2 separate regions of the Homo sapiens genome follow, and region 1 is linked to region 2. The links are chromatin loops, found by intact Hi-C in ENCODE. Cell type or tissue: heart right ventricle. All regions are shown on one strand. Each heading gives the region's core, and the rest is flanking DNA. Links, peaks and the distances in the headings are about the cores only.

The links. Hi-C counts contacts between places; a loop is a spot of excess contacts. Peaks named below come from ENCODE experiments on the same cell type or tissue, not always from the same donor. Only the 100,000 strongest peaks of a DNase experiment are listed, where the experiment ranks them.
Region 1: it touches region 2 in a loop (8-fold over the local background); 6 of 110 quality-filtered maps call a loop at or near these places.

The regions. Positions count from the first base shown.
Region 1 is chr16:87,531,780-87,546,725 of GRCh38, reverse strand. LOC124903748 (a long non-coding RNA gene) reads right to left here and starts at 7,824. Exons shown (of 2, transcript XR_007065170.1): 1 at 7,375-7,824; 2 at 4,853-5,463. RefSeq lists enhancers at 3,897-4,397, 4,398-4,898 and a silencer at 6,506-6,737. In heart right ventricle, for the core only: no CTCF peak of the experiment used is centred there; no DNase peak of the experiment used is centred there; H3K4me3 peaks cover 1,293 bases; H3K27ac peaks cover 1,264 bases; H3K27me3 peaks cover 2,246 bases.
Region 2 is chr16:87,308,848-87,323,793 of GRCh38, reverse strand. C16orf95 (chromosome 16 open reading frame 95) reads left to right here and starts at 6,402. Exons shown (of 7, transcript NM_001195124.3): 1 at 6,402-6,703; 2 at 7,971-8,022; 3 at 8,698-8,823; 4 at 12,498-12,644; 5 at 13,461-13,497. The coding sequence starts at 6,552. It overlaps C16orf95-DT (C16orf95 divergent transcript), which reads right to left and starts at 6,285. Exons shown (of 2, transcript NR_135180.1): 1 at 6,072-6,285; 2 at 5,751-5,937. LOC124903787 (small nucleolar RNA U13) reads right to left here and starts at 9,074; the gene lies at 8,971-9,074. RefSeq lists enhancers at 6,375-6,824, 8,081-8,581. In heart right ventricle, for the core only: CTCF peaks have their summits at 6,607 and 6,807; DNase peaks (open chromatin) are centred at 6,353 and 6,753; H3K4me3 peaks cover 1,985 bases; H3K27ac peaks cover 1,805 bases.

The sequences.
Region 1 (14,946 bases), core at 2,577-10,576, 220 kb before region 2:
GAGCTAAACATGTTCTCTGGACACAAGAAAAAAAAAATGCATCAATTTCAGTGTTAAATTAATGACCACTGACCTCTATGGCTTTGCTGGACGGAGGAGAACATCAAGACCCAACAGAGGTGAGTGGCCGGCTAGGGCACCCAGTGGCAGCAGAAATGGTCCGGGAACACAGGCCTTTGGAATCTGTCCTTACCGTATCAGGGTGTGGCAGACACATTCCAGGGTGACCCTCAGGGAATCACACCCTGTGTGGTCCCCTCACCTTGAGAGTGAGCAGGGCCTGGAACGTGCTTTTGAACAACAGAAAGTGGCAAAGCGAGGGGCAGCTCCTGTGAGCACATTCCATTACGTTAACTCCATCTCAGCAGGCCGGAGTGAGGAGATCTCCTGCCAGCCTTGAGGAAGGAAATACCCACGTCGTGAAATGCCCTCGGACGGGGCCACAGAGCAGGGGACAAAGGTAGCTCCCAGGGGACAGTCAGTCATGAAAACAGGCCCTCAGCCCTACAACCACAGGAAATACATTCTGCCAACAGCCTGGATGAACGCAAAGCAGACTCTGCCCCAGTTGGGCCTGCAGATGAGAACGCAGCTCAGCAAACACCTCAAATACAGCTTTGGGAGACCCTGAGCACAGACCAGCTAAGCTGTGCCTGGATGCCTGACCCACAGAAATGACAAGATCATAAATGTGTGTGTTTTGTGTTTTGGTTTGGTTTTTTGAGACAGGGTCTTGCCCTGTCAGCCAGGCTGGAGTGCAATGGTGCAATCGTATGTCATTGCAGTCTTGACTTCCTGATCTCAAGCAATCCTCCCACCTCAGACTTCCAAATATCTGGGACCACGACCACAGGCACGCACCACCACACCCAGCTAATTATTTTTTTCTTGTAGAGACGAGAGGTCTTCCTATGTTGTGTGATTTCAAACTCCTTGGCTCAAGCCGTCCTCCTGCCTCAGCCTCCCAAAGTGCTAGGATTATAGGTGTGAGCCACCCCACCTGGCCGTGTGTTGTTTTAAGTAGTTAAATTTGTAACACAATGCAGCATAGGAAACTAATACACATAGGATCACTCTGTGTGCTCCCAAGCCAAGAGAAAACATCCCGTTCTTCCTACCAACAGCAGACACTCTGCTCCTAATCTCTCCTTTGCTCATGCACTGATTTGCCGAGCACCAAGGCTGTGCCTGTCTCATCTAGGTGCCAGGTGTTATGGTCTTCCCATTGATCTCATGGTGAGACCACCCCTGACTTCTAAACAGGCTTATGGCTGCACCCCACAGCCTCCCTCGAAGGTAGATATGGCCACATGATGAGGATGAGGATGAAAAGTGATGTGTGTACCTTCTGAGCCTCTCCCTGCACAGACTGGGGAGTCTCCCCCTCCCCTGCCCCTTCCTGCTGGCTGGAGTGCGGCCCACTCTCAGCTCTCTCTGGGAATTACCCTTAGCAGAAGAGAGCTGGCTTGCACAGAGGCACACCTACACTGGGGGGCTATAGAGGCCAAGCCCCTCACTCCCACTTGGGACAACTGTGATGGCCCGTGCCAGCCTCAGAGACCCGGCAGGAGCATCTCAGCCACCTCCTCCCTCTGTTGGTCCTGCCTCTCCCTGAGAGCATGCCCAGGTCCTTCCTGTATGCAAATCTCCATCGCAGGTCTGCTTCCCGGGACCCTGCCCTGCAGCATGTGGACAAGGACCATCCTGGGACCCTGCCCTGCAGCACGTGGACAAGGACCACACACAAGGGGAATTGTGGAATGACAAATGAGAAGGTGCCCGGGCCACACCAGCTCGACCTTGGTGTGAGAGACTAAGACAGAAATCACCTTCCACCTCTGGCAGTCTCTGCCACTCTGATTGTCTTTGTTAGAGCACCCAAACCAATACTCTCATTAATATCCCAGGTTAATGATGCATGGGTGTTCAGCGTGGATGGAGTCCCGACCATCCTGGGGCACTTATAAAAATCCCTCCACACAGAAAACTGTGCCTTTCCAGGCTGAGTCCACTCGGATAGGGAGTGCTTCCTTAGTCTGTTTTCTGTTGTTGATAACACAATACCTGAAACTGGGCAATTTATAAAGAAAGGGAATTAATTTCTTACAGTTATGGAGGCCCCAAGTGGCACAGGGCATCCCATAGTGTGGAGGCTGACTGCTCACTCAGGTCTTTCTTCTTCTTCTTATGAAGCCACCAGTCCCACTCCCGTGATAACTGACCCACTCCTGGGATAACCATTAACCCATTAACCCGTTCATCCGTGAGCCCACCAATGTTAACCCGTTCATCTGTGAGTCCACCAATGGATTCATCTACTGATGATGGCAGAGCCCTCTCGACTCAATCACTTCCTCAAGGCCTCACCTCTCAATGCTGCCACTGTAGGGATTCGATTTCAGCATGGGCTTCGGAGAGGACAAACATTCAAACCCTAGCACGTCCCTTTCTCTAATTTGCAGAAAGACACCTCATGCCCTGGCCAAGCCCCCACTTCATGGGCTCGAAGACCCACAAGGGAGAAGGCAGTGAGGGCCCCTTCCTGCCCACAGGAAGCTCGGCACAGACTTGGGAACGCAAATGAGGTTGGTCACCGCATGAACGGGTGGCCCACAAAGAGTAGGAAATCCTTATAAGGAACTTCCTACACAGCCGCGTCTTGGCTGAGAAACATGCGGCTCACACAGACCCATGCGGTGCCTGCCTGAGTGGAAGGTTCCATTTTTAGGATGATTTTCGGACCACACGCGGCAGCCCTACGTGGGAAGCGGCAGAAGGGGGCTCCAGAGGCCGTCAGGAGGCCTCAGATCGTGGAATCTGTGCCAGCACCTTCAAGGGCTCTGCTTATGGGAAAGACCTGAAACTTCGTGGATCAAACGTTGGAAACACATTACAAAGTTTATTACACCAATACACATATTTTGTGCTGAATGCACAAACAGAGAAATAAAACTTGTTGATGAGCAGAGTGCTCTCTGCAGTGCTTCTCAGCGCACCTCAAGGTCAGGAGGTGCAGTGAGGTATGTCGTGTCATTTCTGACGAAGCAGCAGCAGGGCCGCGAGCACGCAGGGGCCACCAGCTGCCTCCAGCTGCAGGGGCCCTCGGCCCTCTCCTGCCCAGTGCTACACCCCTGGAGGAAACGCGCTGGGGTCCACGCACCTGGGACTTCTTGGTCTAGCCAGGGCCTGGTTCATGGAAGCGCTGAGTAAATGGGTGATAATTTGCTCATGGATTGTCCCTAAGCCAGGGCAGCTCCCTATCTGAACCAGTTTTAACAGAATCCATTGGAAATGTGTGTTGAATAACCTCAGGGCCCCTGCCGGATCCCTGGATCCCTTTTTACCATTTTTGTGCTCTCCAAAGCTTTGGAGTGTTTATACCTCCAACAGCCAGCACCAGCAGCTGCTTAAAGCAGTGGTTCCCAAACTTCTTGGCACCAGGGACTGGTTTCATGGAAGACAATTTTTCCATGGACCAGGCAGGGTGAATGGTTTCAGGACGATTCAACTTATTACACTTACCGTTCACTTTATTTCTATTATTATTACATTGTAATATCTAATGAAATAATTATACAACTCACTATAACGTAGAATCAGTGGGAGCCCTGAGCTTGCTTTCCTGCAACTGGACAATCCCATCTAGGGGTGATGGGAGACAGTGACAGATCATCTGACACGAGTTTCTCATAAGGAGTGCACAACCTGGATTCCTCGAATGACAGTTCACAATAGGGTTCGCGTTCCTAGGAGAATCTAATGCTGCAGCTGATCTGACAGGAGGGGGAGCTCAGGCCGTAATACCAGCGATGGGGAGCAGCTGTAAATACAGAGGAAGCTTCACTCACTCACCTGCTACTCATCTCCTGCTGTGCAACCGAGTTCCTAACAGGCCATGAACCAGTACCAGCCATATTTCAAAGGCTCAAAAGCCACAAGGGACTAGTGGTCACCATATCGGACAATGCAGATCTAGAACATTCCATCAGTGCAGGAAGCTTTATTGGGCAACTCTGGTCTGGAGTGTAAGCTTCATACGGGAAGGGATGCGTGTCCGTGCTGGTCACTGCCGTGTGACAGATCATCGTGTATTAGAATCTCATAAGGAGTGTGCAACCTAGATCCCTTGCATATGCAGCTCACGATACGGTCCACGCTTCTATGAGAATCTAATGCTGCGGCTGATCTGACAGGAGGCGGATCTCAGGTGTTAACGTGAGCCGTGGGCAGCAGCTGTAAATACAGGTGAAGCTTTGCTCACTCACCTGCTGCTCACCTTCTGCCGTGGCCCGGGGGTTGGAGACCTCTGGTTTAGAGGGTGGCCTGTGGGCTCTCTGAAGCCGCTTCACCCTCATGCACGGAAATGCCTGGGAATTTATACCTCCCTAGACCACGCTTAACCAAAGACAGGTGGGTTCTGGGTGGGTGTATGAAGACCTCAGCTCCCTGGTCTCAGGCTGGGACATCCCTGGGTGTGATTGACCCTCCACAGTTCCCCTGTGGGGTCGGGCATGCCCCGCCCACCCCAGTTCCTTCAGGCTGCAGAAGGACTGTGCCCACATAGCACCCTGCCCAGCTTCCTTCCTTTTCCAGTCCAGCTTCCCACCCCCAACCTGTGTCCCCAGGGAGTACTCCCTGAATAGTCGCTGCAAACACATCCTCATCCTAGGGGCTGCGTCTGGGCAACTGCTCCTAGGGAAAAGGTCTGGTTACGCAAGCAGATTCCTTGGCACACCGACCCACAGGAGGGAACCCATGCTGTGCCGCCGTAAAAGAAAAAAAAATAAAGAAGCGGCGAATTTGGTGACAGCTTTGGAAAATAGTATTTAGTGAGAAAAGCAAGGTGCGGAAGCCTGGGCTGTGGTATCTTTATTTTCTGAGCGGGGAAAGATAAAAGTGGACCGTATCTTGTATTTGCTGCCTCCCTAAAGAAAACAAGCCGGAAATACAAGAAGCCAATGAAAGCGGACACATAGGGCGCCAGAGCGGGGTAAGGGTTCCCAGGCTCTCTGTATGTTTGGATTATTGAGTCATGTGGATTTGCACAGATCCCAAAACCAAAACACAGATCCCTAGGCCCCGCCGTCTGGGAGTCTGACGCAGCTGCTCTGCGGTGAGGAGACAGAGGCTGTGTTCCCGAGAGGTTCCAAGGGGGACAGTTGCACCGCCAGTCTTGCGGACGTTGTTCTAGATGATTTCTTTGAGTGGTCTGAAACAAAGCCGAACCACTCACCAGCAGCGCTGTCTTCCTGGATGCAGCCAGCCCTGCTGGAAACGGGTGGGAAGGCTGTCTTCTTCACTCCCGGGGGCCTCTGAAGGTGGGCGTGAGTCAGGGGCTCCTGGGAGAAATCGACCGCCCTTGCCGGCCTCCACGGGCCCTGGAAAGCCTGAGAGCCTGGCGCTCCTGCCACATCCCCATTGCCATGGCAACGGCAGACACAATGGTTTCTGTGGAGTTCGGATCTATAAATAATTTCTAGATTAGTCTTGGCGAGGTGGATGGGGTGGGCACCGAGGGGAGGTTCCTGGTGGCCGGCGGGACGGGCCACTGTCCACAGGCCATGCCAGGCCTGGGGCAGCGAGGTCACAGCCTCCTGGGTCAGATGCTGTGCCCTGGCCAGTCGGCAGGAGTGGCCTCGGCAGGCTCCGCAGCAGTTTCTGCCCCAGAGACCATGCGTGGGACAGTTCCATCTCATCTGTGAGTCCCGGACATGTGTGGACCCAGGTTGGCTGCACAGGACCCAGGGTGGCTGGGTAGAGGGCTGTAAAAAAATCCCTGCTGCTGATCTGGGGACTGAGGGAGGCTCAGGGGTGGGAGTTGATCACCACCGTTTCTAGGCACTCACGAGGGCCCTGTTCAGTGTCTCGGCGTTGCTGGGTAGACCCTGGTGGGGTGACAACAGGATCTGAGTGTTTGGACTCCATTCTCTCTGCTTCCTCTGTCCACGTTTTAGGGATGCCCTATTCAATGAGCCCTCTCTCTCTCTTCCTTTTTTTTTTTTTCTTTTTCTAGCAGTGTTTCCAGGGAAGGGCTCATATTCCCCACACTAGGGGCTGAGAGGGTGGATGCTTCTGGGTAAATCATTTGAAAATCAAGCAGATCCAACACCTTTGCTGTCTCTGATTAGAGTGAGCTCGCTGGGAGGGGCCCCCAAAGGGCCCCTGAATGGCTACGTGCTGCATGGCGTTAGGAGTGAGGGGCATGACCCTGACACCGGGAGGGCAGGCGTGTGAGCAAGTGCAGCCTACGGGGAGGCAATTTAACCACAGCCCCGGCACTGACAACGGCAAATCCTCTTGCGCAGCAGTTCTCCTCCGAGGATTCTTCCTGAGTGAGGCACTGGCATAGGGGCACAAAGGCATATATGTGCCAAAGGCATGACCCACGCCATGCGTTGATTACAGCAGAGACTGAGAGCAGCCTCATGCCTGTTGGTGGAGAGGAGTGGAGAAGGACAGCCTACTCCCCATGCACTGAGAGCTCTTGTGCAGTCAGCAAAAAGCGTGGTGGCTCCATCCATGTGGACACAGAACAGCTTTCAAGAGAAATAAGAAGGGCTGGAAGTGGCAGCTCACGCCTGTAATTCCAGCACTTTGGGAGGCTGAGGCGGGCAGATCACCTGAGGTCAGGAGTTAGAGACAAGCCCAGCCAACGTGACAAAACCCTGTCTCTACTAAAAATACAAAAATTAGCTGGGTGTGGTGATGGGCACCTGTAATCCCAGCTACTTGGGTGGCTGAGACACGAGAATTGCTTGAACCCGGGAGGTGGAGGTTTGCAGTGAGCCGAGCTTGTGCCACTGCACTCCAGCCTGGAAGGCAGAACAAGACTCTGTCTCAAAAACAAAAAAAAAAAAAAGAGACAGAGAGAGAAATAAGAAGAACCAGAGGCACCCAGCGCATGGGCTGCTACTGTCTGTGTAGGAGGCCGAGTAATGTATCACACATGCACACCTAAGTGTGCATACACATATGTGTGCACGAGCACATATGCACACACATAGCTAGAAAAAGGGGCTCTGGGACCCTGAAGATTTGGGGTGGAAGGAAGCTTACTTTTCAGGACATCCTTTCCTGTACTGTTTGGTTGTGGTTGTTTAACCATTTGTGTATGTTAATTTTTCAATTAAAAATAGTTGAGCAAGGTGTGGTAGCATGCACCTGTCATCCTAGCTACTCAAGAAGCTGAGGTGGGAGGACTGCTTGAGCCCAGGGGCTTGGGTCTAGCCTGGGCAACATAGCCAGACCCCATCTCCAAAAAGAGTTTTAAAAATAGGTGAGTGGAAGTTTGGAGAAGAAGGAAGGAAGAGGAAAGGAGGCAGGAGGAAGAGAGAGAAAGGTGTACCCCGCACCGCGGAGGCAGCAGGTCCTCACCTGAATCTGTCTCCCCGTTTCCCAGCTGCGTGGCTGTGGACAAGTCACTCGGCCTCCCTGCGACACCACTTTCCTGCCTGTGAAATGGACTCACGGATAAACCAATCTCACCAAGTTGTTGCCAGGATCAAATAAGTCAAAAATGAGAAAGGATTTAGGAAACTGCAACGGGCATTTTCCCTTGAAAATGGCCCCTGGCTCTTGCACACGCACGTGTGCCAAACAGCTCAGATAATGATTTTCATTTATTCTAATCCTCAGGCTGCCTGAGCTGGGCTTCAGGGGTACGCTGTGGGAAGATCTGAGCACACAGGCCCCGCCGGGGTTCAGATCTGGAGACCCAGCAAGGGCTAATAAAACACAAACTAAATATTCCTCTGGCCTCCCCCACGGAGTGTTTTTCTCTGATTCCGGATCGGCCCTTGGGCTGTTAGAAAACATCTTCTGGGGACAAAGGGCAAGCGGTGAATTTGTGTCCCCTACAGAGAGGAGGGCTGGAGTTGTGGTTCTCTAAGAAGCCACGTGAACCAGAAGCAGCTCTCAGGGGCGGCGGCGTCTGCCCTCAGCCACGCTGGAGTCCACCCCAACTGGCAAGTGGAGAAAAGGAAGGAAAAAATGAGTCAAAAGGAATGGGAAACTGTGTTGCTCACATTTATGAAATGAATGTAGGTCTCCAACATATGCTCTGGCCTGGAGCATTGCTGTCTCTGCGTTAGTAGCTGGGCATGGCTGTGTTGACAGTGGCGGAGGAGAACTCACAGCAGTGGTGAACGTCAAATGTCAAATGTCATTAGAAACCAAGAAGGGGGCAGATTTAAAAAGAAAAAAAGCAGGGAATGCATTCCACCTTTAAACAGAAGGCTTGGGCAGGGTATGAAGCTCGAATCTCATACTTCAAAATGTTTTTGCATCTTGAGGAAACCGTACAGGAACTTGACTGTGAGGAGCTATAGGGCTGCCTGGTCATTTGGATGTGGCCATGTTCACATAAACACTCAGTGCTCGTCAGCTGGAGTTTTGGATTCAGGGAGATGGAAACAATTTAGACTTGGGGGTGTTTGAGGTCAGCGGTTATAAGTGAGTCTCAGGGTTTTTCCCACAGTTGATGAAAACAGTTTCTTTGACATCAAAAATACATATCTATTTTGAAACAGGGTCTTGCTCTGTCCCCCAGGCTGGAGTGCAGAGGTGCAATCATTACTTACTGGCATCTCCAACTTCTGGGCTCAAGGGATCCTCCTGCCTCAGCCTCCTGAGTAGCTGGGACCACAGGCGCATACCATTTCCCCTGGCTTATTTTTAAATTTTTTGTAGAGATGGGATCTCACTCTGTTGCCCAGGCTGGAATGCAGTGGCATTTTCTCAGCTCACTGCAGCCTCTGCGTCTGGGTTCAAGCAATTCTCCTGTCTCAGCCTCCCAAGTAGCTGGGATTACAGGTGTGTGCCACCACATCCAATTTTTTTTTTTTTTTTTTGCATTTTTAGTAGAGACAGGGTTTCACCATGTTGGCCAGGCTGGTCTGAAACTTCTGACCTCAAGTGATCCACCCGCCTTGGCCTCCCAAAGTGCTGGGATCACAGGTGTGACCCACCGTGCCTGGCCTCTATATATTTTTAATGTAGCCATTGGGCTCCTTCACCAGGGCTGATCCAGTTAATCTGGGACGAGGCTCAGGAAGCTCCATTTTAAGAGTAACACAAGTGACGGGGATGCATGCCAATGTCAGAGAACCCCAGGCTGGAATAGGGGGACCCCAAACCCCAAAGGGCATGCAGGACAATCCTCTGGAAGTGTGGGAGAAAGCTATTATGACTTCAGCTTCAATTTATCTCATCCTTTTACATTTTCTCTTTTCTCATTTTATAATGTGCATGAAAGTCAGCTGCAGAGCCCAAATGTATGTTTTATAAATAATGATGATAAAAACCAACCCCTGCACTGCCGCTGTGCCACAGCCCTGTTCTAAGCCTTGTAAGCATATTCACTCATTTACTCCTCAGGACTCTGGGAGATATTATTACCCTCTGCTATGAATTGTGTGCCCCTAAAATTCATATGTTGAAGCCCTCACCCCCAGTATGACTGTTTGGAATAAGGAAGTGATTAAAGTTTGCCGAGGCCGTGAGGGCAAGACCCAGATAAGGTAGGGATTAGTATCTGTATTAGCATGTTATCACACTGTTATAAAGAAATATCCAAGACTGGGTAATTTATAAAGGAAAGAGGTTTAATTGACTCACAGTTCCACATGGTTGTGGATGCCTCAGGAAACTTACAATCACGGAGGAAGGCGAAGAGGAAGCAAGGATCTTCTTCACAAGGCGGTAGGAGAGAGAAGAGCAAGAGAGAGCAGGGAAAACTGCCTTATAAAACCACCAGATCTCGTGAGAACTCCCACTGTCACAAGAACAACACGCGGGAAACCACCCACATGATCCAATCACGTCCCACCCAGTCCCTCCCTCAACACTTGGGGATTAAATTCAAGATGAGATTTGGGTGAGGACACGGAGCCAAGCCATATCGGTATCCTTGAGGCAGGAGAATAGCGTCTGGAGGCAGGGAACCTAAGGCTCTTTCACGCTGATTTCCTAGAACTAAATTGAAAGGAGAGCCCTAACTTTCCACATCTAAATAACAAAAGGACCAGAGGCTACCCCTTTGCAAACCCCTACCTTTTCTGCCAGGCAGATGGGAAATTGAAAGTACCTCTGATTGATCGCTTTTTGCAACCAATCAGACGTTTGTATTGGAATGTAACTTTGTAACTTCACTTCAGCCTCTGATTGTGTGCTTTCCACAACCAATCAGATGTTTGCATAGGAGTGTGAGCTTTGTAACTTCACTTGACCAATCAGACCGATTGCAGGCCGCCACTTCATTTACATGGGGTGAACACCAAGTGGCCACTGGGAAACCTCTAGGGGGTATTTGGACCCGAGAAGATACAGTATCTGGGGCCCTTGAGCCCCTATGCCGGGGCTTACTTTCACCCTGTGGAGTGTACTTTCATTTTCAATAAATCTTTGCTCTTGTTGCTTCATTCCTTTCTTGATTTGTTTGCACATTTTGTCCATTTATTTGTTCAAGATGCCAAGAACCTGGACACTTTCCACCGGTAACATTCTCATCAGAGGGACATCAGAGCACATTCTCTCTCTCTCTCTCTCCCTCCCTCCCTCTATGCCACGTAAGGACCTAGGAAAAGGTGGCCAACTACAAGGCAGAAGAAAGCTTCATCAGAACCTGACCCTGTTGGCTCCCTGATCTTGGACTTCCGTCTCTGGAACTGTGAAGTCTAAACCACTCAGTCTATGGCATCTGTGTTATGGCAGCAGGAGCTGAGACATCCTGCATCGTGCAGATGAGGAAACAGAGGTGCAGAGAGGTGAAGCAGATTGGCCGAGGTAGAACAATGAGAAGGCAGGAGAGCTGGGATTTGAATTGAGGTAGTTTGGCTGCCGGTCCAGGCTTTTAATCATGTATTTGGGGCATGCTCCTTTAAAACTAGCAAACAAAAACTCCTAGAGGAATGTGTTTGAAGAAGTCTGGAAACGCCTGGGTTGGAAGGAAAGGGTGTGAGAGTCTATGGTAGACAGAATAGTGACCCCCAAAGATGTCCATATCTTAACCCCCAGAACTTGTGGATATCTACCTTGCCAAGAAAATTACCAAGTAATTTACCTTACTTGGCCGAAGAAACTTTGCAGATGTGGTTTACAAATCTTGAGCTCGGGGGGCTGGTTATCTGGGATTATCCTGGTGGCCCCAATGTCATCACAGGGATCCTGGTGACAGGGAGGCAGAAGTCAGCAAGGAGAGAAGATGCCATCCTGCTGGCTTGGAAGACAGAGGAGGGGCCATGAGCCAAGGAATGCAGGCAGCCTCTAGGAACTGCAGAAGGCAAGCAGACAGATTCTCCCCTGGAGTGTCCAGAAGGAGCAGGCCCGTTTCAGACTTCAGAACTCCTGAACTTTAAGATAATAAATGTGTCCTGTTTTAAGCCACTAGTTTGTGGTAATTTGTTGCAACAATGATAGGGGAAAAATGCAGATTTGGAGGGCAGATGACTAGGGGGATGATGTGGTTGGGGGGAAAGTGATTCTCGGTTTGGAGCTGAAGTAAGGTGGCCTGTATACAGGTTCCTTTGTAATGTGACTTAGCAAATCTGCAAAGGGCTTTGTGATATTGTGATATAATAAGAAATATATATTTGGTCTCCATCCTGGTTCCGGACACAGAGCTCCTAAAATCCTCAGAATTCCCTGAGCAATAAGGGTGGGAAGATCATCTTCGGTTATTCATAATGACAACTCTCTTCGTCCGTTTGTGTTGCCGTAAAGGAATACTTGAGGCTGGATAATTTATATAGAAAAGAGGTTTATTTGGCTCACAGTTCTGCAGGCTGTATGGGAAGCAGGGCACCAGCATCTGCATCTGGTGAGGACCTCGGGAAGCATCCACTCAGGGCAGAAGGTGAAAAGGAGCAGGTGTCATGTGGAGAGGAGAGAGGCAAGCGGGGGAAGCTGCCAGGCTTTTTAAACTATCAGTTCTCTCAGGAACTGCTAGAGCGAGAGCTCTCGAGAACTCACTCATTACTGCATGGACGGCACCAAGACATTCATGAGGCATCCACCCCCATGACCCAAACACCCCCCAACCAGGCTCCAGTCCCAACACTGGGGTCAAAGTTCAATATGAGATTTGGAGGGGACAAATATCCAAACCATTATTAGTAACTACATCTGAGTTTACGCTAATGAGGTGACTCTTGGAGGATGGGGGCTGGTTGCCAGAGGAGGGTTAGAACTTCAGTCCCCCTGCTCCCCAACCCCAACCTCCAGGGAGGGGAGAGGGGCTGGAGATCGACTTAATCCTCAATGGCTGATGATGTCATCAATCATACCTGTCTAATGAGGTCTCCAAAACACCTGTCAATGACTGGAAGGGGGTTTCAAAGAGCTTCTGGGTGGGGTTAGTGAACACATCAAGGTGCAGGGAGGGCAGTGCACCTGGAGAGGGCATGGAAGCTCTGCACCCCTCCTGCGCCTCCCCTACTTACCCCGTCTATTCCACCCCGTCCATCCCACCCTGTCCATGACTTGGCTGTTCCTGAGTCATATCCTTTGTAATAAACCAGTAAAAATAAGCAAAGTGTTTCCCTGAGTTCTGTAAGTCATTCTTGCCAACTTTTTGTTTGTTTGTTTGAGGCAAAGTCTTGCTCTGTCACCCAGGCTGGAGTGCAGTGGCTCCATCTTGGCTCACTGCAGCCTCTGCCTCCCAGGTTCAAGCAATTCTCCTGCCTCAGTCTCCTGAGTAGCTGGCACAACAGGCATGCACCACCATGCCTGGCTAATTTTTGTATTTTTAGTAGAGATGGGGTTTCACCATGTTGGCCAGGCTGATCTTAAACTCCTGACCTCATGTGATCTGCCTGTTTCAGCCTCTCAAAGTGCTGGAATTACAGGCATGAGCCACTGTGCCCAGTTTTGCCAATTATTGAATCTGAGGAGGGGGTCATGGGAACCCCTAAATCAGCTATAAATCATAGCTGATCAGTCTGGAGGGAGGCCCAGACTCTCAGTTGGCATCTGAAGTGGAGGCCGTCCTGTGGGACTGAGTCCCTAAATCATGGGATCTGATGCTAACTCCAGGTAGTGTTGGAACTGAGTTGAACTGTAAGACACCCAACTATTTCAGAAAGTTGGAAGATTTGTTGGTGTGGGGAACCCCTACGCTGCCATTTGTTGTCAGAAGCAAAATGTTGCATATAGAAGAAATATTTTTTCCTTTCTAAGCTTTGACAAATATATAGAATGTGGCAAAAGCAATGTTGTGTGACTTCAGAACCTCAGTCCCAAGAGAACATGCTGTTACCACTCTCAGCCTTGATGGAATGCTGTGAAGATATCCAGGCTGCCTATGGGAGGATGAGCGGCCATGTGGAGCAGAGGAGCTCTATCTGAGCAGAGCCAGCAACCAGCATGACCACCAGGCCTGTGAGAGAAGCTTCTTAGACCATGCAGCTCCATTAGCCACCAGATGACTGCAGCCACACAGGTGATCCCAAGTGAGACCAGCAGAAGAACCACCCAGCAGAGCCCAACCCAAACTGTCCTGCCTAAGGATACATATATGATAGAGCTGGATCCCATTGCTTCAGAAACAGAGGTGGGTGAACACCTGACAGATTACCTTCTAGCTTTTTCTCCTCTCATCACTTTCCTCACCTCCTACCAATTGCAGTAACAGCAAAAGCAGTGAACATTGGTTCAACATCAGTTATCCTCACACCTTGGACACGGTCAGTTGTATTATCATTTTACAGATAAGGAAACTGGAGCCAAGAGAGCTTAATGGACCTGCCCAAGATCACTCGGCAGGCAAGCAGAGGGAGTGGGATCAGGACCCCATTTTATCTAATGCCCGAGTCACCATTATTGTGGCTTTTGCTATCATGCTGCATTCACTCATTCATTCAAGACCAATTTATGGAGTCTTTTATATCTGGTGCTTGGGATGGAAAGATGAACAAGAGAGACGTGGTCCCTTTGTCAATAGCTATCTAATGAAGAATCACAAATCATGATCATCACTGGGCTTTGTGTTGGCTTCAGTGATGAATTTAGGGTGCCTGTGAAAGTGGCCATTTGTTCCAAGTATAAATTATGACTGTGTTCAGCTGTGAGTCACAGGAGCCCTCTTCCAGTGGCTTATACAGCTAAGGGTGGAATTTTTCACATAAGAAGACTGAAGAGGGAGGCCAAGGTGGGTGGATCACCTGAGGTCGGGAGTTTGAGACCAATCTGACCAACATGGAGAAAGCCCGTCTCTACTAAAAATACAAAATTAGCCTGGCATGGTGTCACATGCCTGTAATCCCAGCTACTCTGGAGGCTGAGGCAGGAGAATCACTTGAACCTGGGAGGCAGAGGTTGCAGTGAACTGAGATTGCACCATTGCACTCCAGCCTGGGCAACAAGAGCAAAACTCCATTTCAAAAAAAAAAAATGACTGAAGATAAGCAGTCCAGGGCCGATGCTGCAGGTCATGAAGTCATATGTACAGTTGGTGTGCCTCACCCCTGTCATGGGATCAATGGCCCCAGGGCAAGAAGGGGCTTGGTTTGTCAGCTTCAGCTAGGCACAAACTCCAGATGAACTGCTTTAGTCACTTGCCCAGCCCCGGACCAACCACTGTGGCTGGAGAGGTGGTGTATGGTGTCTGGCCCAGCCTGGGTCATAGGTATCCTCTACTGGAAAGAGAATGGGGTTTGTCATCAAATGAGGGGAAGTGGAGAGGAATGGCAGGCTGTGTTTCCCAACATGGTTGCAATGATCTCTCTCTTCCTACAAACTCTTCTTACCATGGAATTTTTGCAAAAACTGGGGTCTAGGTTTCTGTCCCTTGAATCCTGGTGGACTTGGGACAATGGTCAGAGTGATGTCTAAGGCTGGGTTGTAAAAGATAAGTCAACTTCCACCTGGTTCCCTTGGGATGCTTCCTCTTGGAAGCCAACCACCGTGGAGAAGCCACAGTAGGTGTTTCAGCCAGTGCCCTAGTTGAGGCAC
Region 2 (14,946 bases), core at 2,608-10,607:
CCTGATGCCCTGGCTGCATCTGCCTTGGCTGGGGCTCCTCTGGGCATCTGGAGTTGCTGCTTCCTGGCTCCTTACAGGATGTTTACAGAAACTGCAGGTCTGCAGAGGACAGACGGCTCTGCCCGCAGGGAGGACAGGCACCTGGTGCCCCTTCCCACACGTACCTATGCCACTGGCCCCAGGTCTGGCTGTCCTGAGCTCTCCCTGCCTGGCTCTGCTGATGAACATGCCCTTGTCAAGGAGCAGAGTCGGTGGAAAGAGGCAATGGACCTACCCAGGTTGTGAAGATGCTTCTCAGAGTGAGGCCTGAGAAGCAGCTTCCGGCCCCAGGGCCAAGCAGTAGGAACTGACAAAGCACGGAGGGTCCACCTGTGTGCACAGCCGAGCTGCAAACCCAGGGTCGTCATGTGAGAGCCCTACCCACTGCCTGAAGGGAGAAAACGGCTTGGCTCTAGGAGTCAGGCCTGCGGCGGGGCCCAGGCAGCCCCTCACTGGCTGAGACCCTTGCAGTGTTCTCGACGCTCAAGCCTTGTACGCTCGCCTCAGGGCAGGGCATCACCTCGGCACAGTTGGTGTTTGGGGCCGGGTGAGTCGTGCGCCGGGCCGCTCCATGCGTTGTGGGAGGTTGAGCAGCATCCTTTGCCCCAACAATGGATGGCAGTCCCTCCTACCTGTCAGCCAACAGGCCCAGACAAGCCAGGTGTCCCCCGGGCCACTAGGCGCTACCGGGTTGTGACCTGCATCTCCCATGCGGCAAACAGTGCTAAGCACTGGGCACGCGGCAGTGAACACTGACGGCTCTGACCCCACACAGACCACAACACATCATGTCCCGGGATACGTGCTCTTGGGGCTGCCCCGATCACAGACACATCAGGAGGCGGTGGACTCCCAGGTGCAGGGAGGGTCAGGGCTGAGGTGGAAGTGGGCAGGGGCGGTCGTGTGCTGCTTGGCTCAGGTGACACCTGGCCTGGCACCTGGTGGGTGAGGAGGGGCTAGTGAGATGCTGTGTCCTCAGCTGTCTTCCTCTCCTCCTGGGAGACACATAATTCCCAGAAACCTCAGCAGGGGCTGACTCCTCACTGGCCAGAGCCAGCCCCACGCCACCCAGGAACCAACTCTGGCCCAGGGAAAGGGGTTTCCGTGAGGCTTGAGTCTGTCGTGGCTCCCCTGCAGTTCTGGGGCTACCTTCCCCGGGCACATTCCACCCAGTTCCTGAGCAAAGCAAAGAGGCAATGGCCAGTGGGCCACCGTCTGCCATGCAGTCCAGTCGGTTTGCTCCCATGGATTGGGTGGGTGTGAAGCTTGGCGTCACCAGGAAGCTGTTGGGAGAGATGCACACCCCAGTTCCCGCACGCTGAGATGTGGCCTGGGGAGGGGGTTTGAGCATTTGTAGTTTCCAAGGCCCCCAGAGCAGCTGTCCTGTGGCTGTCATCTGCCGCCACTGCACTAAACAAAGCACCTCCGTTTCAACATCTCTGGGGAAGAGGATTCCAGAGAACACACTTCAGGAAAATGCACACTTTTACATGCCCAGCTAGCAGTCCTTTGCCCTTTAGTGAGAAAGGGTTGAGCTGTCCTTCTTTTTCCTTCCTTTTAAAAAGCATTTGGGCTGGAGCAGTGCCTCACCCCTGTAATCCCAGCATTTTGGGAGGCCGAGGCAGGGGGATCACTTGAGGTCAGGAGTTTAAGACCAGCCTGGCCAACATGGTGAAGCTCTGTCTCTACCAAAAAATACAAAAATTAGCCGAGTGTGGTGGTGCACGCCTGTAATCCCAGCTACTCGGGAGACTGAGGTGGGAGAATTGCTTAAACCTGAGAGGCAGAGGTTGCAGTCAGCCGAGATTGTGCCACTGCACTCCAGCCTGCGCGACAAAATGAGACGTTGTCTCAAAAAGATAAATAGCTGGGTGTGGTGGTGGTGGTGATGGGGGGTGCCTGTTATCCCAGCTACGTGGGAGGCTGAGGCAGGAGGATCACTTGAATCCGGGAAGCAGAGGTTGCAGTGAGTAGAGATCGCACCACTGCACTCCGGTCTGGGCGATAATGAGAGATTCCATTCCCCCACCCCCCGCCCCGAAAAAAAAGAAATTAAAAAAAATAAAAAGGGTTTGGTTAGGTTTTTGAGGTGTAAGCTATTTATAGTGAAATTTTACCGTGTGTGCAGTTCTGAGATGACAGATGGTTGTAAATAAGCACCATCAGGACATGGAGTGCTCCAGCCCCCATCAAAATCCCTTCATGCTGACGCTGCAGTCTCTGCCTCCCCAGATCTCCAGCCCCTGGCGCCCCTGATCTGCTCTCCACCCCGTAGTTCAGCCTCAACCAGAACGTCTGGGGAGTGGGCTCTCCCAGCAGGGAGTCTGTCTGCCTTTCTCCTTTGGCAGGGTGCGGCTCAGCCTTTGTGCATTATTGCTCCTCTAATAATGCACAATTATTGCTCCTCCAAGGAGCCTCATCAGACGTTTTTCCAATACCCTCGTGAAATTCTACCACCACAGACATACTGTTTGTGTACTGTGTGTATACCTGTGCTTCCTACTTCAAGAGAGGAAGACAGTTCCAGCTACTCAGGAGGAGGCAGGAGGATTGCTTGAGCCCAGGAGGTTGAGGCTGCAGTGAGCCACTATCACACCCCTGCACTCCAGCCTGGGTGACAGTGGGACACCCTGTCTCCAAAAAAAGGCAAGATGTGTTTCCCCCTACCTGCCAAGGACCAGTGTTTGCCCATCTGCAGGAAGCAGCACCTTGCTAGAATGTGGGACTTCAGCACGATGCCCTGAGATCCATCCGCGGTGTTGCCTGAATCAACCGCTCATCCCTCGGATTGCTGAGCAGGATTCACAGGGTGGAGGCACCACAATGTATCTGTGTCCCCAGAAAGAATACTTGCAGTTTCCAGTTGGACACTTTATCAATAAAATCACTATAAACATCTGTGTGATTTTTTGTGTGGACATAAGTTTTCATTCCTTTAAATACCTAAAAGTGGGACTGCTGTGTCACATGTTAAGCACATGTTGCATCAGAGGAGAAACTGCCACATTTTCCAGAGCGGATGAAGGAGTCCCCCTGTGCCACATCCTCGCCATCCCTTACGGTGTACTCAGTGTTCTTTTTTTGAGACGGGGTCTCGCTCTGTTGCCCAGGCTGGAATGCAGTGGCCTGATCTCAGCCCACTGCAACCTCTGCCTCCCGGGTTCAAGTGATTCTCCTGCCTCAGCCTCCCCAGTAGCTGGGACTACAGGCATGCACCACCATGCCCGGCTAATTTTTTGTATTTTCAGTAGAGACGGGGTTTCACCGTGTTAGTCAGGATGGCCTCGAACAACAGGAGGCGGAACTACAGGCATGACCAAGAAGGTCAGGACACAGGCGGCTGGAGCCATCCTGCGGGGGATGCCAGGAGCCAGTGCAGAACATGTCCTGAAGTTGTCCTGACTGCAGAGTGGAGTGGCTGGAACATTCACCCCACCCTGTCACTGCTGATGGCTGTCCCCACACATGGGTCAAGCAACTCTCGCAGTTGGAAGGAGCCATTAGCAGGTGAAAGTGAGGCTGTTTGCCTCAGTGGCCCACTGCTTCTCTGCCCTGTCTAGCCAGGTTGATGGTCCCCTCTGGTCTGGTGGTAGCTTCTGCTGCTCAGGTGTCAGGCCTCTCTGCAGGGCCACCACTAGCCCAGGGTGCTCCTGTGTAAGTTCACATATGGCGCTGCTTTGGAGCAGGCTAAGGCCCAGGCTGGGGTGCATGACTTGGTTAGCTGAGCACAGGATAAATGCAAGCCTCACTTGTGTTCTTGGCAAGGGACCCTTGATTAGTGAAGAAACCACACAACTGTGCCCAGGAACCCTGCTTCTGTCTGGGTATAGGCTGCCTGGGGAGGTGTGATCTGGGAGGAACCTGCAACTCTCTCCCTGGGATCAAGGAGGTTCTGTGGGTTTGGCTTGGGTACCCATTACCTTGGGTTCACAAAGATCTCATTCTGCTCCTCTTTCCCTCTACTTGGGGGCTTTGGAAACAAAAGCCTAAAACAGGCAGTGGTAGTGGCCAAACTTCCAGCCTGAAGCACACTCACGTCACAAACTGACGTGTGCTGGACTCTGTCTGGCTTTTTTTTTTTTTTTCCTTGAGACAGGGTCTGGCCCTGTCACCCGGGCTGGATGGAATCATGGCTCATTACATCCTCAACCCCCTGGGCTTAAGTGATCCTCCCACCTCAAACTCCCAAGTAGCTGGGACCACAGGCATGTGCCACCATGCCTAATTTTTAAATTTTTTGCAGAGATGAGGTCTCACTACGTTGCCAAGGCTGGTCTCAAACTCCTGGGCTCAAGAGATCTTCCCACCTTGGCCTCCCAAAGTGCTGGGATTACAGATGTGAGCTACCATGACAGTCCCTGGTTTTTGAGCACCTTTCATGCTCTTTCATATTTGATCTTCTGAAACTTCCTTGGGATTGGTTCTATGGTTATCATTATTTTAGACATAAAACTGAAGCTCAGAAAAGTTAGGCAACTTGTCTGATACCTGTCTCTGATAAGAGGCAGAGCAAGGATTGGGATCTAGGCCTTGTTACTCAGAGCACAGGGGCAGGGTGGCTGGAGTTTCCTTCACATCCCCAGCCTGTGTCATGATGGATTTGCTTTCCTGGTTTTGAACATCACACACATGGAATTGTCTGTACATTCTGGGGTCTGACTTCATTGTACACTTCATCCACATTGTTGTGGGTTGTGGTTGTGTGCCCATTTCCATTGTTGTACAGAATTTCCTCTCTGTGAACATGCCATACTTTCTTTTTAAAATCTTTTTTTCCTATGGATGGACATCTGGATCATTTCCAGTTTGGGGCCATCAGGAAGAAAGCTGCTGTGGGTAGTTTTGTTCATGTCTTCTGGTACACATAAGCTCTCATTTCTCTTGGGTGAGTTGAGGAATTAGTTGGTCATCAGGTATTCATATGTTTAGGTTTTGTAAATACTACCAGTTTGCCAATGTGGTTTTATCAATTTCATGAGCCATGTATGAGGGTTCCAGCTGTGACATCCTCGACAAACTAGGTATTGTCAGTCCTTTTAATTTTAGCCATTCTTGGGTGGGTGAGGGCAGTGAAGAGCTATTCTTGACATGGAATGACAAGACCTAGTGTGCCCGAGGTGAAGGCCTGAGCGTCCAGGGGAGCATGAGCCTGTCTTCTATGCCCTGCTGTGCTATGGCAGTGTTTCAGTGTGCTCTGGAGGAAAACAGCAGAGAAGCCGAGTGCTCCAAAGTGGGCAGAAATGAGACAGGCATAATGTGCTAGGCTAATGGTGACTCTTGGAATTTTGTCATTAGCTACAAAGAGGGCAGTGACATGATTTACACACACACACGGGGTGGGGTATCTGAAATATTAGGCAGCTAGTATGGCAGGGGCACCGTCTAATCAGCATGGATGCTGGCCAGGAGAGGACATGTGTATGTGCTGGCTGGAAACAGTCCTGCTCATAGGTCACGATCTTAATGATTAAATAACAAGGCAAGAAATCCGAGAGGGCAGTGCCTGGGAGCACCCTGTTTGCTCTGTGGCCAGAACGCAGCACACTGAAGTATTGCCCATCAGGGTAAGAGGTGCTCGTGATGGTTTGGGCAAATACAAATATTAATCCAGAGTATTTGAGTCTACATGAAAATACTGAAAAGTGAGGGAAGACCCAACCGTTTCCAAGAAATACAAATTGGAACTGGCGATAACTTAAAGAACATAATCAGAGAGGCAGAGGGCATTGGGTTTTACTAAAATATGAAGACATACGTCCTGTCTCCACGTCAGCAACTGCCCAAAGTACACGCGTTCCAGCGAAAAGAGCGGGTGGGGTGGGGAGGCTCAGGGCCAGCCAGAGCTTCGGTGCTTGCACGCCCAGGCCTCCGGGTGACGACTGCTTCCAATTCCGCGCCCTTTAAACCCCATGTTGTTAAAAAAAAAAAAAAAGAAAGAAAACCTATTTCTCTAAAAGTCACGATTCGAGCCCCACCTGAGGACGCAGCGATCCAGCGCCAACTCATTATCTGAGATAAAGGAGTGATTTTACCAGAAGCGCCTATGCAAGACGCAGGGCCCCGCGCGGGCTGCTCCCACCTCTTTCTCTCCTTGCAGGCTACCGAGACCCTGGCTGGGGCGGCCGGCGGCCCCTCCGGCCCATCCGTCGGAAATGATGAGTGGCTCCAGTGGCCGGGGTCCGCAGGACCTACCCCAGCGGGCATGGCGGGAGCCCCGCAGCCCCACACAGCCGCGCTCTGAGCCGCTGACCCCGCGTCTCTCGTGAGGGACCAATCAGCTGCCAGCTAAGGTCACATACCTAGAAGGCCAATTTTGATTGGCTGGGCGCGGGCTAGTCAGCGGGACGGGCGGGCGCGCGGGCGTTGTTGGGCTCCTCTGAGCGGTTGAGGTTGGGGCTGGGGTTGAGCTCGGGTTGGGTTCCTCCTGGGGCAGGAGGGAAAGGCGGGAGCCAGGGCGTCAGGGCCTGCGGACGATGTGTGTGTGAAAGGGCGCGTCAGCCATAAGAAGCCATATGCGTGCGAGCCGGTCCCCACCGTCCCCGCGGCGTTGTCACCATCATCATGAGGCCACTGGAGCAGCCTCAGGCGCTGCTGCCGGGGGGCCGGGCGCGGGGTGCGTCGGGCTCTGCAGGTTGGCACTCACACCCAGCGCGCAGGATGGCAGGCAAGTGAGTCCTGAATCCTGCCCGCGGCTACCCGACACCTCGCCTGTGAGTTCCCGGCCCGGCATTGCTCCATGACCTATGCACAGGCAGAACTCTTGACCGCCACCCACAGGAACCTCACTTACATTGGCTTAACAAAAACGCAACTGATGGTTCCACATAACTGAAAATGTCAGAAGTAGGCCTTCAGGCATGGATGTATCCAGGTACACATTGACCATGGTCCTGGAAGGTTTCTCTCCATCTCTCAGCTTCCTTCCTTTTTGCTGGCTTCCCTTGTGGAGGCAAGATGATCACCAGGACCTCCTGAGGTTTACATGTTATCAGATTATCAACCTCAACAAAAAGGAGATTCTTTTTTTTCCCAGCTTTCCAGGCTGGGCAGTGGTGAGTTTGGCCCACCTGAACTACAAGGACTGAGATGGCTGTGGCCCCCCCCCTCCCCACCAGGAATATAGCAGTGCTGTCATTACCAGAAGGGGCCTCGGATGCTGTGGAGGGCAGTGCCCCATCCTCTGTTTTCAAGCATTATCTGGGAGAGTTGATGCGTGAACCTATTACTCTCACAAAAATAGCAATAATAATAATGGTTATTATGACAATGAAACCCAAAAACACTTATATCGCTCTTACGGTTTCCACATACAAAGCACTTTGACCCACTACTGTCAGGGAAGCAGGGCTTTGCACCCACTGGAGACGCTTCATCCAGCCAACATTCAAGCAGTTTGTTGGGGAGTGGAACAGGGAAGAGCCACACAGGCTGTGTAACCCCAAGTGCTTTGTCATCCCAGAGACAAAGCACCCGGGTTTTTATAGTGGAAGGAGGTTCATTAATGGACAGTTTGACGATGTTTTTTCTTCAGTATTTCAGTAAGTTGAGGGTGTCTGACAGATCATCCTAGGTGATGTGATTGGCAGCTACATGTCTTGGAAAGTTCTCAGCAGGTTGGAATGCTCCTGTCTTTTCTGATGCTCCAAGCACAAGTGTAGCTGGAGTCAGCTTGAAGCTGGTTGGCTTGGGAATGCAGGATTCCATGACAGCCAGCCCCCAGGAGCCCCTAGACATTCACGCATGAGCTAGCACACGCCTGCTTCTGATGTCACCCTCTCACTCTTCTTGGGCTCAGAGGATCCCCCCATCCCCACCACCCGTGGGCTTTATTATTAAGAGTCAGTTCTGAGAAGACAGGTCCAGGCCTGTGCTCTAGCATCCCTGCCCCCTAGTTTACACAAACCCTAAGCTTTTCTGTTCTTCTCTTCTAGGAATAGCACATTTCAAACCTACAAGAAAGAAGTGTGCCTCCCCCGTCATTCGGTAAGGAAAGCAAATCCTCAGCCACTGGCCCTGACCCCAACATATCCCTGTGGGGTGAGGAGAGCAGGGAATGTGGGTCCAGAAGCTGCATCCCATGAGAGAATCCTCCAAACACAAAAGTGTGGTTGCAGGAGCTATCCCTGGGCCTCCAGAACACCTCCCAGGCCCTCACAACACCTCAGAGTTCAGGAGGCCACCTAATATACCTGCTCTGGGCATCAGCTTCTCCGTGTGCCCCTGGAGGTGATGGCAGCACCTCTCCTTCCTGCCTGAGGGTGTTGCGAAGGTCACATGGGATGGATGTGGAAGCTCTTGCACACCAGAGTGTGACAGATGGCCATAAAGGCAGCACTCATGTGCGCATAAGCTCTAGAGCTGCTTGTACATGCCCATTTTCAGAGGGGACCACGAGACTTGCTCATTGTAGCACAGCAGGAAGCAGCTGAGAATCCCAGCGCACCTGATTTGCAAGCTCCGGGGGATCCCCCTCCAAATGACCTTGGAGGCCTCAGGGCGAGCCACGGTAGCCTGCCTCTTTCCAAGCTGCAGTAGGAGCTGGGGACCCTGCCCCCGGACACCATCTTCCTGAGCACGGATCTACTGTGCTTGAGAGCCTCCTGTCTCCCTGCAAATGCAGCATCAAGCTCAGTTCTGTCATTTCTGGATCTTACTCAGATGCACCCTGGCCCCTGGGCCATCTGCTGTGAATGCCAGACCAGATTCGGGGGCCGCCTGCCTGTGTCCAGGGTGGAAGCAGCACTGCCTTACTGGGTCCCTCTGTCCCTGAGACCCCGAAAGCAGGTAGGTGACTTGAACCAGGAGGTCTTCCCCTAGGGTCCAGGGTGAATGTCAGTTGACCAGTCACCCCTCAGAATTAGAAGTATTATATGAATGGATATTTTAACATTTCAGGGAGACAGTTTGATATTATTTATTTATTTATTTTCATGTCAGATGGGTAATGTGCTGTCGTTGTAGCAAGGTCTGAGGGAGGCACACCTCACACATGTGCATGAGTACCCAGTTATCATGCTTATGAACTATAAAAGGATCTGTGATTTTTAAACAGTTTTTTCTAAAAACTAGACTTCTAGAGGTTTGATTGGCATGTGATAAACTGCACGTGTGTCAAATGTACAATGTGGTAAGTCTTGCCGTAGGTATTCCCCCCTGAACCCACCACCACCATCAAGATAATGAGCATATACACAACCCTTAATCATGTCCGTGGGCTCCTTTGTAACTTTACCCAACATTCCATACCCTGACATCCCCAGGCAACCACTGACCTGCTTTCTGTCACTGTAGATTAATTTGCATTTTTGATGATTTTATATAAATGGGGTCATAGACTTTGTACTCTTTTGTCTGGCTTCTTTCACTTGGCATAATTATTTTGAGATTCTTCTATGTGATCATGGGCATCAATAGTCATTCTTTTTATTATTGAGTAATGCTGCATTATGTGAATAGGCCACAGTTTATTCATTCGCCCAGAAGGACATTTGGGTTGTTTCTACTTCTTATGTGTTACACACAAAGCTGCTATGAACATTTGTGTACAAGGCTTTGTATGCACATATGCCGTCATTCTTCTTGGGTAAATACCAAGGAGTGGAATTCCTGAATCATATGGTAGGTGTATGTTTAACTTTAAAAAAGAAACCTGTTGACTGTTTTCCACCATTTTACATCTCTACTAGCAGTGTCTAAAGTTCCAGTTCCTCACATCGTCACCAACACTTGGTTTAGCTGATGTTTTTAATTTGAGCCATCTTAATGGGTATCTGTCTCATCGTAGTTTTCATTTGTATACCCGTGATAATTGGTGATGTCAAGGATCTCTTCATGTGCTTTTGCCATCTGCATGTCTTACTCGATGAGGCATCTGTTTGTTTTGCCCCTTTAAAAGAATTGCTTTTTTAAATTACTGAGTTTTGATAGTTCTTTATATATTCTAGATACAAATTCTAGATACAAGTTCTTGATCCGAGATTCAATTTGTAAATGTCTTTCCATGTCTTTGGCCTGCCTTTCCTTTTTTGAGACCGGGCCTCACTCTGTTGCCCAGATTGGAGTGCACAATCATGGCTCACTACAAACTTGAACTCCCTAGCTCAAGCAATCCTCCCCCCTCACCCCCCAAGTAGCTGGGACCACAGGCGTGCACCACCATACGAGGCTAATTTTGTTTATTTTTCGTGGAGATGAGGTCTCACTATGTTGCCCTGGCTAGTCTCAAACACCTGGACTCAAGTGACCCACCCGCCTCGGCCTCCCAAAGTGCTGGGATTACAGGCATGAGCTGCCACCACACCTGGCCAAGCCTCTTTTCTTAATAAATTACACTGCCTCAGCTATTCCTTTATGGCCATACAAGTGGACTGACAGTTGTTCATATATGTATGAATTTATTTCTGAACCCTCTTCTCTTCTGATCTAATTGTCTATCTTTATGCTAATACTACACTGTCTTGATTATTGTGTCTTGACTTTATAATGCCTGGAAATCAAGTAGTGTTCATTTTCAAACTTTGTTTTTCTTTTTCAGACTTGGCTTTTCTCTTTTTTTTTTTTTAATTTCCATGTGAATTTTAGAATCAGTTTGTCAGTTTCTACAAAAGTACCCTACTGGAATTTTGATTGGGACTGTGTGGGCTTTGTAGATCAGTTTGAAGAGAACTGTCTTTTGAAAAATATTGAATCTTTTGACCCATAAACATGATACATTTCTATGTTTATTTAGGTTTTCTCTAATATTTCCCATAAATATTTTGTAGCTCTTATTATATAGGCTTTACACATCTTTTGTCAGATTTACCCATAAGTATTTCATAATTTTGATGACATTGTTTTTGAATTTCAATTTATGACTTTTCATTGCTGGTATTAGAAGTACAACTGATTTTTTGTCTATTGTTCTTGTATTCTACAATATTGCTAAACCTATTTATTCTAGTAGCTCTTTTTGTGGATTCCATCAGCTATTCTATGTAGATGATTGTGTCATCTGCAAATAGAGATGGCTTTCTTTCTCCCTTTTCAATTTGGAGACTTTTATTTTTCTTGCTTGATACACTGGCTAGACCTTTCAGTACAGTGTTGAAGAGAGCAGTGAGAGGAGACATTCTTGTCCTGCTTATGAGGGATGGCATTCAGTTTTTCTTTTTCTTTTCTTTTCTTTCTTTTTTTTTTTTTTTTTTGAGATGGAGTCTCACTCTGCTGCTCAGGCTGGAGTGCAGTGGCATGATTTCGGCTCACTGCAAACTCCGTCTCCCAGGTTCAAGCGATTCTCCTGCCTCAGTCTCCCGGGTAGCTGAGATTACAGGTGCCCACCACCACTCCCGGCTAATTTTTGTATTTTTAGTAGAGATGGGGTTTCACCATGTTGGCTAGTCTGGTCTCAAACACCTGATCTCAAGTGATCCACCTGCCTTGGCCTCCCAAAATGCTGGGATTATTGGCATGAGCCACTGCTCCCGGCCTTCCTCCCGTGTCTAATAGCCTCTACCACTACGTGCAGAGCTGTAACTCCTCCTCCTGCTGTAACCTCCTCCTCATCCTGTTGCCCGAACCATGTGCCTCGTTGAACCCGCAGCTGAGAGGTGGGACCACCCTGTCTTTCCGCTGGAGAAGCTGCAGGGTCACAGTGCCAAGGGTGGGCTTTAGGGAGGGTGAGGAACTGAGGCAAGAGTGTAATTTGCAATAATTCACATACATGTGATTGCATGTACATTCTTTTTTGAAAAATGCAAATGGTAGTGTAGTGAACTCACGGTGCTGCATCTTCCTCACTTTACAGCCTGTCTCAGAGTTTATTCCGTGTCAGTCCGGACAGCTCTGTTCCATTATTCCCAAGGCTGCCTATACCCTGTTGCCCGATGTCTGTCATTTATTGTCTCTTACTGAAAGGTATTCGGGCTGTCCATTCACTCCTGACAATGGTGCAACAAATATTTCTGTGCATAGGACACTTTGCAGATGTGAAAGTATCCTCATGGGACACATTCCTGCAAGTGGAATTGCCGCATCAAAGGCTGTCTATTTTAGAACCTGATAAACTTTGTTAAGATGCCAGCAGAGCCCTCTTCATAGCTGAGAGCACTGCGGCACAGGGATGCTAAGTGTCATGCCCAAGGGCCCCAGCTGGAGACCACCAGACCAGGACAGAGCCAGGTCTCCCAATACCAACCTGTGTGCTCCGCCAGGGCACAGGTGCAGATGGTGGGTAGGGAGGCCAGGTGAGCCACGGAGGTCCCGTGTCTCCCAACAGTGGGCATGTTGTAGAGGGTAGACCACAGTCCCATATCTGGAGTGGTTGGGTGTGCTTGTGGGTGGGAACAGCTCTCCAGGGCCTGCCCTGATACTAAGACCCAGCCAGGGGATCTTCTGGGGGATGGCTCCATCAGGGAGTCATTGGGGACAGGCATGGCTCCATCCCCTTCTGAATCTTCTCCTCCCATCCTCTCTGTTAGAGTCAAAAGACGGTTCAATTTCCTATCCCCCAAACCGCCAAGATGTGCCCCTGCCTATGCCACCGCTTTGGGGGCCGCCTCCCGATGCCTAGGGACCAGGCAGTGATGCCCTACTGGGTGCCCCAGGTCCTGAGGTCTCAGCAGCAGGTAAGGAGGAGGCGCACACTGCAGTGAGAACTGAAGAGTGAGGTGGGGGCCGGGGGAAGGGGAGATGGGAGGAAGAAGGGGAAGAGGGGTACCTGGGCTCTGCTCCCACAAAGGCCTCTGCTGGTGTCCAGAGAAGATCCCCTGGCAGCTGTGGCCATGGGCTTGGGAGCACAGAGGGCAGGTGTGGCTCAGGGAGGGCTGGCTCAGGTCTCCCAGTTGGCACTGGAAGGGCAGGGCCGCGCTGCTCTCTGCAGAGGGGTGATTGTTCTGGCACCCACTGCTGCTGCTGCTGCTTTCCTCCCTCTCTTCCTCCCCCTCTGCACTCTCCCTGACCTCTCTCACCTCCCTGCCTCCTCCTTCCCACACTACCTCCCTTCCCTGGCCCAGCCCCTCCTCTGACTCTCTCCCCTGGCCCTGGCTGCATGGAGGGAGGTGGGAAGGAGGGTGCCCGGGACGGACCACCAGTAGATGGCCTGTCCTCTCTGCTCTTGCTGGCCGCCTCCACAGCGCTAGTTCTGGGCAGCGGCAGCAGGTCTCTTCCTAGCCCCCTGGGCCTCTCGCTCCCCTGCTTTCCCTGTGTCCTGGGTGGTAGACAAGGGCTTCCTTCCTTCCCCCTGACTTCCAGTTGCTGGTTTTCCATTACTGGGTGGCAGGCTGTCCTCAGAGAAAAGAGCCCGCAGACCTCATAAGGAGGAGCCCTTGGCTTTTATCTTGAGCTGGCCAGTGCCCCTCCTGGAGGTTTGGAGTCCCAATCACCAGGCCTTCCCCCTTGGAGGGTCGCCAGGCTGACTGCTTGCCTCCATTCTTGTCTTTTAGATAGTCAGGAGGCAGCAGAGTTTGAAAGGCATCCAAGGTAACTCCAGTGTGTGTGTGTCTCATATCATCCCCCTCCCCAGAAAGGTGGGGTTCGTGAGCATCATGATGGTGGGGGCAGACCTCTCATCACCAGACACCTGCCCACAGTGTGACAGTGACATGAATGTGGCTTCCCTTCCCCTGCTCAACAGCCATCCCTGGTCACCCACTGCCTTCCCCCAGTGAGCCCAGAGAAACCTCTGCTCTACAGGCAGACCCTACCCATCTGCCAGCATCGGTTCTCTGGATGAAACCAACTCCCCGCCTGGGCTTGGATGAGACCTCAAGTGGTTTTATTAAGCTCTAATCTTCTATAATTTATGACATAGTATGTGTGTGTATATATATTTATGACATAGTACATATTCCTATGTGTACCCTATTATATACTCATACATTCATATATTCATGGCATATTGTATATTCAAAACATAATAATTATGTATCTATTCATTACATAGTATGCTCATACATTCATATATTTGTGACCTAGTGTATGTACATTCACATGTTCATGATAGACATAGTATATACTCACATTCATGTATTCACAATACAATATGTATTCATGTGAGGGGCCTTGAAAAAGTTTATGGAAAATGCATATAATATGCTGGGTGCAGTGGCTCACACCTGTAGTCCCAGCACTTTGGGTAGCTGAAGAGGCTGGAATGCCCGAGCTTAGGAGTTTGAGACCAGCCTGGGCAACATAGTGAAACCTTGTCTCTACTAAAATACAAAAAATTAGCTGGGTGTGGTGGCACATGTCTGTAGTCCCAGCTACTTAGGAGGCTGAGGCATGAGAATTGCTTGAACCTGGGAGGCAGAGGTTGCAGTGAGCTGAGATCACACCATTGCACTCCAGCCTGGGCAACAGAGTGAGACTCTGTCTACAAAAAAAAAAAAAAAAAAAAAAAAAAAAGAAAAGAAAGAAAAAGAAAATGCATATAATAAAAAAAGCAGTGAAACAATGTATGGATTTCAGTTTTTTTTTGCACCAAACTAAACTGATACTAACTTATTATAACATATCTGAACAGGATCTAATTTGAGGTGCTAAGAAGGAAAAGACATCAGTTTAAAAAGAGTCCCTATCAGAGCAGCATGAACTCTGCTAAAATTGAACCCAAAACAAACATCACATTTATGGTGAAGTTTGAGTGGAACAATGGTAAACTCACTGATGCTTTATGACAAGTTTATGGTGACAGTGTACCACAGAACAGCAGTTTCCAGATGGGTGACTCATTTAAGAAGGGATGAGGCGATGTTGAAGGTGCAGCCTGCATCGCCAGCCCATCCACATCAGTTTGTGAGAAAAAACATTCATCGTGTTCATGCCCTAACTGAAGAGGACTGATGATTACCAGCAGAAACACTAGCCAACAGCGTAGACATCTCAACTGGCTCAGCTTACACAATTCTGACTGCAAAATCAAAGTTGAGC